Linked DNA regions of Mus musculus: region 2 is linked to region 1. The links are chromatin contacts, found by Hi-C in ENCODE. All regions are on one chromosome and are shown on one strand. Each heading gives the region's core, a stretch centred on a gene start or an enhancer-like site at or near the end of the contact. The rest is flanking DNA. Distances are from core to core; before and after follow the strand shown.

Region 1 (4,187 bases), core at 90-2,589:
ACATCCTGGTACTGGCCTGGCAAGATGGTTTAGTGGGTAAAGGTGCTTGTCACCCCGAGTTCAGCCCTTGAGACCCGAGCCTTCGAAGTACGACCTAGCTCCAAAAGTTGTCCTCTGAGCTTTACATGTGGGCACTCGAACACCTATGCACACATTAAAAAAAAATCATATTAAGACGGGTACTGAGATTACAGACTAATTGACTTGTTCTTAATTAACACCCTCCTCCCCCCCCCCGACCCCCCCCCCCCCATCCCCAGTGTCTCTGGTCAGTATCTTATCCTCTCCAAACACTAAAGCAGTAGTTTCCAAACCTGTGATGAGAATCCATAGGGGGAAGATGGGATGGGATGAAGGTGGCTTTATTTTTTTTTTTATTTTTTATTTTTGGTTTTTGAGACAGGGTTTCTCTGCGTAGCTCTGGCTGTCCTGGAACTCACTCTGTAGACTATGCTGGCCTTGAACTCAGAAATCTGCCTGCCTCTGCCTCCCAAGTGCTGGGATTAAAGGCATGCGCCACCACCGCCCGGCGAAGGTGACTTTTTAACCCTACAAGAGACTAAAGTTCTCCAGCTGAGTGTCATTTGCAGGTAGTGCTAAATAGAGACCCCGCTTATTTATTTTGGCCTTCCCAGACAGGAGTTTCTCTGTGTAGTATTTATTTATTTTGAGGCAGGGTTTCTATGCATAGTATGTATGTATTTATGTGCTTATTTATTTTGGTTTTTCAAGACATGGTTTCTCTGTGTAGCTCCGGCTGTACGAGAACTCGCTTTGTAGACCAGGCTAGCCTTGAACTCAGAGGAATCAGCCCGCTTCTACCTCCTGAGTGCTGGGATTAAAGGCGAGTGCTACCATCGCCGTGCTGGAATCCCCTTTAAGGAAACTACACAGAACTAGAAATCGGTCAAATTCCTTGAGTTTTACGCAGGCTATTTCATCTCTTTAAAGAGTGCTCCACCCACACCTCAGGTAAGGGCGCTTGCCCTTTGGGAGATGGACAGGACCATCAACCAATTAGCAGCTTGGATGAGATAGGACCGCCCCCCCAACACAAAACATAAACAAAACGCTTTCCGTCAGTAATAATAATGGACCTTAAAAAAAAGAAAACAAAAAACAAAAAAACCGTACACAATGCTTCGCGTTGAAGAGACCGGTCACTTTGGGACTGGAGTCTGAAACAGTCCCCGCCCATCCCAACACAGAGGCGGCAGCGCACACGCAGAACTGACTGCGCCCCCTCCTCACGCGTCACTTCCGCCTGGCGGTCTCCCACACGTCACTTCCGCCCTCTCCTCGCCGTGCCTCGGGTAAAGTTGAAGCAACTTCCTTTTCCTTTTCCCTACTTCCTCTCCGTGCCTCCGCCTCCGTGGAGCTCAGTCCCTCTCGCAGCGGATCCCAAGTGAATCCCTTGGAGTCCCTCTCGGGCCTTCGTGAAGAAGCGCTGGGAGCCGCGCGCTCCCTGCGGCGGGAGTTGCCAGAGCCCAGGTTTGCTCTGTCGTCTGCTGCTCCCGGGCCGTGAGCGGCGAGGACTCTCGGGTCCCATCTTCCCGGCCTGTAGTTAGCCACGCCGGAGCCAGCGGCCAGCGCTCTCCAGTCAAGCTGCGCTCTCTCCTCAGCTCCCGTCTCCTCTCTTTGCAGGCGAGGTCCAACCCAGATTGCTGCTTGCCATTGACGCCTCGTCCCGGAGTTTGGATCGGAAGCCGGCTGGATGTAGACCCCTGATGGCCGCGGTGCTCGCCATCTAGCATCCATTCCACCTCCTTGTGAGTTTCGGAACCAGAGTCAGGTAGGAAATACTGAAAGAGCATCCCGTCTGAACAGATAAAGAAACGGGGATTGTTGGCAGGTTCGGTCTCTAAAGGCAGCCCGGCTCCCCAAAGGAAGCGCTGGGGTGCTCACCTACGTCTGACATCTGGAGAACTAACTGCTCAGGGAGCGTTTACAAGGCTCTGCAAAGAGAACGCTTGCATTTCTGGGTGCTTAGTGTTCATCTGACATTATGCTAAGTTGTTTCTATAACTATGCCATCCATTTGTTGCAGTAAGTCTAGCAACATGTTGTTGTCCTTCGTTTAGGAAACCGAGATTCAGAGATAACTGACTTGTATAGGATTAATGACTTAGCTAATGTTTCCCACGTCTCTTGCCCCAAGTCTCCTAATACTTTAACCTTAACCTCTGTCATAAATAAACTCTCCTTCTTTTAGTTTTTTGTTTTTGGCATCTCAGGAAGTGAGAATCCTGAAATTTATTCATAGCTTCTCTATTATTTGAGTAGAATTTTATTTGTTATTAGCATCTTGTGTAGAAATTTATAATCCTGTCAATCCCATTCCTCAACAGTTCCCCTCCCCCTTCTCTCTTGATTTAGGGTTGATGGGTTTTGTCGTAGAATTATTTGATTTAGGTTAAAGAGTTGGCCTGAAAAAAATTACTAGTTTTTATATACAGGTACTTTATATTGTGGCATGTCTGCTTATCTTGATTCAGTTCATGTTTTCTATTTTTGTTTCTGTTTTTTCATTCAGAAAAATATAACTGTCATCTTATACCAAGATGTCAGGAATTGGAAATAAAAGAGCAGCTGGAGAGCCGGGCACATCTATGCCTCCAGAGAAGAAGACAGCTGTTGAAGATTCAGGGACCACCGTGGAAACAATTAAGTTAGGAGGTGTCTCTTCAACGGTACGAGAAAACGAGGCTGCAAAAGTGTGCTTGGCTTCTGTCAGTTGTTCCTGAAAGTAGAAATTTATGGAAGCTTCTTGAATTAAGAGATAAGCATTAGCAAAGAAGAGGGAAATAGATGAATTGATGTGGTGGTCAGTTCTTGAAGTGAGGTGTATTAATTTATGTTTGATCTGTATTTGCAAGCTGTGGTGTTTATTTTATTTTATTTTATTGAGAGTCTGACTACAGTAGTCTTTGCTATAGTTAATTGGCACTTTTCCCTTACTGAAAAATAGGTGCCGTGTTCTGAGAGGCACCCTAGCAAAGCCTTTGAGAGTGCTAGTGCTGAATGAGAGTCAGATCAGTGCCCGGGGTGTGTGTGTGTGTGCGTGCGTGTGTGTGCGCGCGTGTGTGTGCGCGCGTGCGTGCTCTCTGCCATATCTCTTGGCTGTATGGCCTGTATTATCTGTCCTGTGCCCGTTTGATTGTGAAATGAATCTGTAGTACCTGTGTGTGACATTGGGTTATGATGGAGGCAAAATGGGAGTCCTTGTAAAGAGCTCAAACGTTGTAAAAGCAATAGCATGCACTCATAAGAGTGAGCTGTTACTGGGCTAGATAATGTGGTAGACGAATTGTGTGTTTAATGGTTAGTAATACCTTTTAGACACGAGAAGCTTTGGTGGGGATGGGTTTCTGTATTTGGAACTTGGTCAAGGCACTGTAATGTGTAGACAATTTCCAGTTGTGTTTCTTGTGTATATTGAGGCTGAGGTTCAGAGAAGTTGATTTTATTTTTCAGTCAGAATAAGATCCTGCTTACTAAATGGATGAAGTGTCATTTAGGGAGATGGCCTGTCCATCTTGCTGCCAGAAGGTGGCTTTGTCTTAGCAGTGTTGATTTTGTGCATCCTAAATGCATTTATGCCAATATAAGTATTTGTTGAGTATGTCTTTTGCTGGTGCTGGTTGCTGTGCTTACAGCCCTTATACTCTAGTTTCCAGTGTGGTACTGACAAGAAAATAGGTTGATGAAAGGAAAGCAAAACACATATTCCAGCTTGGACGCTAGCCAGAGGGGAACAAGGAGCCCCGGAAGCTCCTGTGGGAGGGGAAAGAGAATCACGAGCACTTAGCAGAATTTTTCCTCTCATTCTCCTCCTCTCCCCATTCACTGACAGCCTCGTGTTTCCAAGGTGAGCATCTGCTTCTTACCTCTGCTGAAAGCACTTCCGTGCACAAAGAAGAGTAGTATCTGAGGGCTGAGGGTGGGTCTCAGTGGTAGAGAACTTGCCTAGTATGTGTTAAGGGCTTGGGTTTAATCCCTGGCCCTGGAGAGGGGTTGGGGGGAGTGCTTACATGCATGTGCTAGGCAAACTGGAATCTCAGACTTTCCTGTAAGGCTCCACGTACAAGGAAAATAGTTGATATGTGATCACATAGATACCAGTGCACAGCTGGTTAAATAGATACAAAATGACCCAGTGACTGGGTCTGTTGTCTCAACTGTAACCT
Region 2 (4,178 bases), core at 294-2,793, 2.8 Mb after region 1:
GAGGGAAAATAGAAACAATCCTCCATCCTAACCCAGAAGCTATATCCAATTGATAACTGCTGCAGAGCAAATCATTTTTCCAGTGATGTCTGGGTGTACAAACCATATTTAAGGGTAGTCCCTCCCGATGCCTAGCAATAGATGGCCAACATAAAACGAACTTAATGGTATTTTTAGAGGGTTTTTGTCTCACACTGCTTTGTCTGAACATTTCCATTTAATATTAAAAATCTTTTGTTTATTATGTATTATGGTTTCTGCTTTTGTTTTTATGTTTTGTGTGTATATCTCTGTGTGAATGTGTCTCATTGTGTCTCTAATGCTCTTTCTTTGGCTTTTTTCCCCCTCCTGTTTATTTGGTCCTTCTGTTTTTAAAATCTTATTTTATCATCATCATTTTAGATGTCTGTTTATATTCTTATGAGAAAGAGAAAAGAAAATGTGTGGATTTGGGTGAGTGTGGAAATGGAGGAGGTTCTAGGAGAGGTTGGGGCGGAGAAAACTAATCGGAATATACGGTAGGAAAAAAAATAAATTTTCAATAAAAAAAACAAAGCTAAGCCCTTCTCTTAGTATTGATGCTTAAATATAAATAATCCCAACACCATTTTTTTTTTAAATTACATAGTTGATGGGGATCAGCTCTAACTAGCAATGTAAAATTAGCAGTTGTAGATAATAAGTTTAGGAGTACACACTCTGTAGTTAGGCAGCCTGGAACAAAAATCTCTCTTCACTTATAAGTCGTTTAACCCAGTGATTCAATAAACTCGTCTGTACAAAAGGAAACACTAGGGTTCCACGTTTGTTGAGGAAATTCTTGACAGCCTTTGAAACACAGCTACCCGATCTACAGAACTCTGTAAATACAAACTGTTATTAAGAAGCTTCAGCAACATTTCGTGAACCGGTACGTCAGCCACTGCTTATCATTAAACAGGTTTTCGGCATAAAAAAAAAAAAAAAAATCTTACAGCCGTTTGCCTAGCATCTTCCACCAAACTCCACATACTGCAGGCCTACAGTCCCCTCCGGAAACTGGAACTGGTTTTGGTTTGTGTTTTCAAAGCCAGTGCCTTTCTCTTCAATTAGTAGAAAATGAAGCCTCAGAGGACTTTTCTCACTAGTGTTGGTTTCCACCCTGTAATATCCTCGAAGGGTCCCGGGACCCCCGGCCCGCCCCCGCCCCGGCCCGCCCCGGCCGCGCCCCGCAGCAAAGAGCGTAGACCGGGAGGGGGCGGAGCCTGCGGACAGAAGCCAAGGCTCCGACCGATAGCCTGAAAGGGCCAGAAAGAGGGCGGGGCCGGCAACGCGCGAGGCCCAGACCTGGAAGAGGTGCTGCCCAGAGCATGCCTGACGCGATGTCAGCACGACCTATCTTCATTTTCGCTTTCCATGTTCAAAACGGTATAGTCTCCTACCTTCCAATATTAAAACTATTATTTATTGTCGCTATGTCGTTTCTGTGTTTTTCCTTAGGGCAAAAGAGGAAGCGCTTCAGTCAGGCAGATACTAGGCACCAACAGAGCGCAGACGCCTCGGAGTTGGGGTCCTTTGCTCGCGCCGAAATTCAAAGGAACAGTTCCGGCACGGTTGTTGGCTGCAGCGGATGCGGTGCCCGGGATGGTGGCGTTCGCCCGGTAGCGCCTGAGTACAGGTCGGGTGGCCTCACTGTCCACTTTCGCGTCGGGTTGGAACTTTGCTGGTTCCCCTGGCCAGCCGCTTTGTGGCGGGTGCGTAGTGCTGCTCTTGGCCCGGCCTGGTGTCCAGGCGGGAGATGAGGCACAGGGGTGGGCAAGATTCTCAAGGAGGGACTTGAAGCGAGAATTAGAGATGTTGACTGTTGTTCATCCGTAAGGTGAATCGAGAAAGGCTTGGGCAAGCGAGAGAACACGGAATTTTAAAACGAGGCAGTAGAATGGATTCACTTCGCCCTTAAGGTTCACTAACTACCCGGGTTCTGAGAGTCGAGTGTAAACAGAGTTAAGGTCGTATGTAGGCAAAAAAGCACAACGGGACCGAGAATGAGTTGGAAAGACGGTGCCGACTGATGTCATCTTTTACTGCTGTGGAGGAAAAAGGAAGGAGAGGATGGGTGTGCGTGCTATTAGGGAGATCCATGAAGGACTCCTGTAAGATGTATGCTAAGTGGTGTGCAGTAAAGAGTATTCAGTCCAGTGTCGTCTGTGGCAAGGATAATGAAATGGGAAATAATTAGTAGTCTCTGTTAACTACAGTATTGTAGTGCAACACGAACCTAGGAAAGTGGACAGTAATGATAAAGATGATTTTTAGGTTAAATGGTTTAACTTACCGGCATTGGCTAACGGTTGGATGTTTTAAAATCTGAGCCAGCTGTTTTTAGGAGAAAAAGTAGTTTGGCAGGTGTATTTTTTCTTTTCTTTTCTTTTCTTTTTTTTTTTTTTTTTTTTTACTTTACGTTATTGTGTATCCTGTCGTATTTACTATGATTTGAGGGTTTTTAACATTCTACATAAATGATCTTATTTCTGTTTTATACAGACGTGACTTGTAGCTTGTTGCCTAACAGGCTTACTAACCCAAGACAGTTTAGAAAATGTATGTTAAATCAATCATTCTCGAAGGATTCAAGTCCTATGCACAGAGGACTGAAGTCAATGGTTTTGACCCCCTCTTCAATGCGATCACTGGTTTAAATGGTAGTGGAAAATCCAACATATTGGACTCCATATGCTTTCTCCTAGGCATCTCCAACCTGTCCCAGGTAAAGTGTCAGCTTTTCTGACTTATGTGTTGGCAAGAGAATCTGTTAATCTGTGGAGACTTTGGGTTTTCTTTCTTTGCATGTTTGTACTTCATGTGTTTTGTTTGTACTTCATGTGAGTTATGTTGTGTTGCAGTGCAGCCGTTTAAGCAAATACTATTACTGTTTCATCCTGTAGACAGACGAAAAGATACATACAGAGGCCTTGCCTGAGGTTTGTCCTCCTAAGCTGTTGGGAGTAACACCCATACCAGCATACCAGCACTGTTATATTGGGTAGTCTCTGTTCTCAGTCCATACCTGCTCTTTTTTTTTTTTTTTTTTTTTTTTAGTTTCCCACATTTCTTTTTTTTTTTTTTTTTAATTTTTTATTAGGTATTTTCCTCACTTACATTTCCAATGCTATCCCAAAAGTCCCCCATACCCACCCCCCAACTCCCTTACCTACTCACTCCCCCTTTTTGGCCCTGGCGTTCCCCTTTACTGGGGCATATAAAGTTTGCAAGTCCAATGGGCCTCTCTTTCCAGTGATGGCCGACTAGGCTATCTTTTGATACATATGCAGCTAGAGTCAAGAGCTCCGGGGTACTGGTTAGTTCATATTGTTGTTCCACCTATAGGGTTGCAGACCCCTTTAGCTCCTTGGGTACTTTCTCTAGCTCCTCCATTGGGAGCCTTGTGATCCATCCAATAGTGAGCATCCACTTCTGTGTTTGCTAGGCCCCAGCATAGTCTGGGTCCTTTCAGCAAAATCTTGCTAGTGTGTGCAATGGTGTCAGCGTTTGGAAGCTGATTATGGGATGGATCCATGGATATGGCAGTCTCTAGATAGTCCATCCTTTCGTCACAGCTCCAAACTTTGCTTTGTCTCTGTAACTCCTTCCATGGGTGTTTTGTTCCCATTTCTAAGAAGGGGCAAAGTGTCCACACTTTGGTCCTCGTTCTTCTTGAGTTTCATGCGTTTAGCAAATTGTATCTTATATCTTGGGTATCCTGATAAGTGGATATTAGCCCAGAAACTTAGGATACCCAACATACCTGCTCTTTTTGAAGGGACTCTTGTTGGCCTCTCGTGGAAATATGGCTCTAGCAGGCCATGCCCTTCCATCCAGTCCCTCTGCCTTGCTAAAAACTGTTAGATTACATTCCTAAAGTTAGCCACCAAGGTCCATTCCCTTATTTTGGTCACTTCTGCCTCCTGAGGCTGACTGCCAAGGTCCAGCTATCAAAGTATTGAAGTCCAGCAATCAAAGCACCCCCCCCCCCTGGCTCACCTAATTAAAATGCCCAATCAAAATTAACCAATTTATCCTAACATGGGGGTTTCCCATTTATGTTTATAAAGTGCTGTTTGTCTGTGGAGCACAGCTGTCTCCCACCCTCCCAGAGGCAGTCCTTTGTTGTCTCTACTCCCAAACCCAGGACAAATACC

Evidence for each region. A loop is a pair of places that touch in the nucleus more often than their neighbours do.
Region 2: a map of T-helper 17 cell shows a loop between it and region 1 (3-fold over the local background). The contact joins the promoter of Smc2 here to the promoter of Rnf20 in region 1. A Hi-C loop is called at or near these places in 4 of 37 maps with a recorded cell type or tissue (ES-E14, T-helper 1 cell, T-helper 17 cell and 1 more).

Annotation. Positions count from the first base shown.
Region 1 is chr4:49,630,721-49,634,907 of GRCm38, forward strand. Rnf20 (ring finger protein 20) reads left to right here and starts at 1,340. Exons shown (of 21, transcript NM_182999.2): 1 at 1,340-1,491; 2 at 1,645-1,792; 3 at 2,534-2,690. The coding sequence starts at 2,562. Gm45952 (predicted gene, 45952) reads right to left here and starts at 1,232. Exons shown (of 2, transcript NR_168526.1): 1 at 1,135-1,232; 2 at 1-143.
Region 2 is chr4:52,437,678-52,441,855 of GRCm38, forward strand. It overlaps Smc2 (structural maintenance of chromosomes 2), which reads left to right and starts at 1,544. Exons shown (of 25, transcript NM_001301412.1): 1 at 1,544-1,733; 2 at 2,524-2,746. The coding sequence starts at 2,579. Smc2os (structural maintenance of chromosomes 2, opposite strand) reads right to left here and starts at 1,287. Exons shown (of 2, transcript NR_045175.1): 1 at 975-1,287.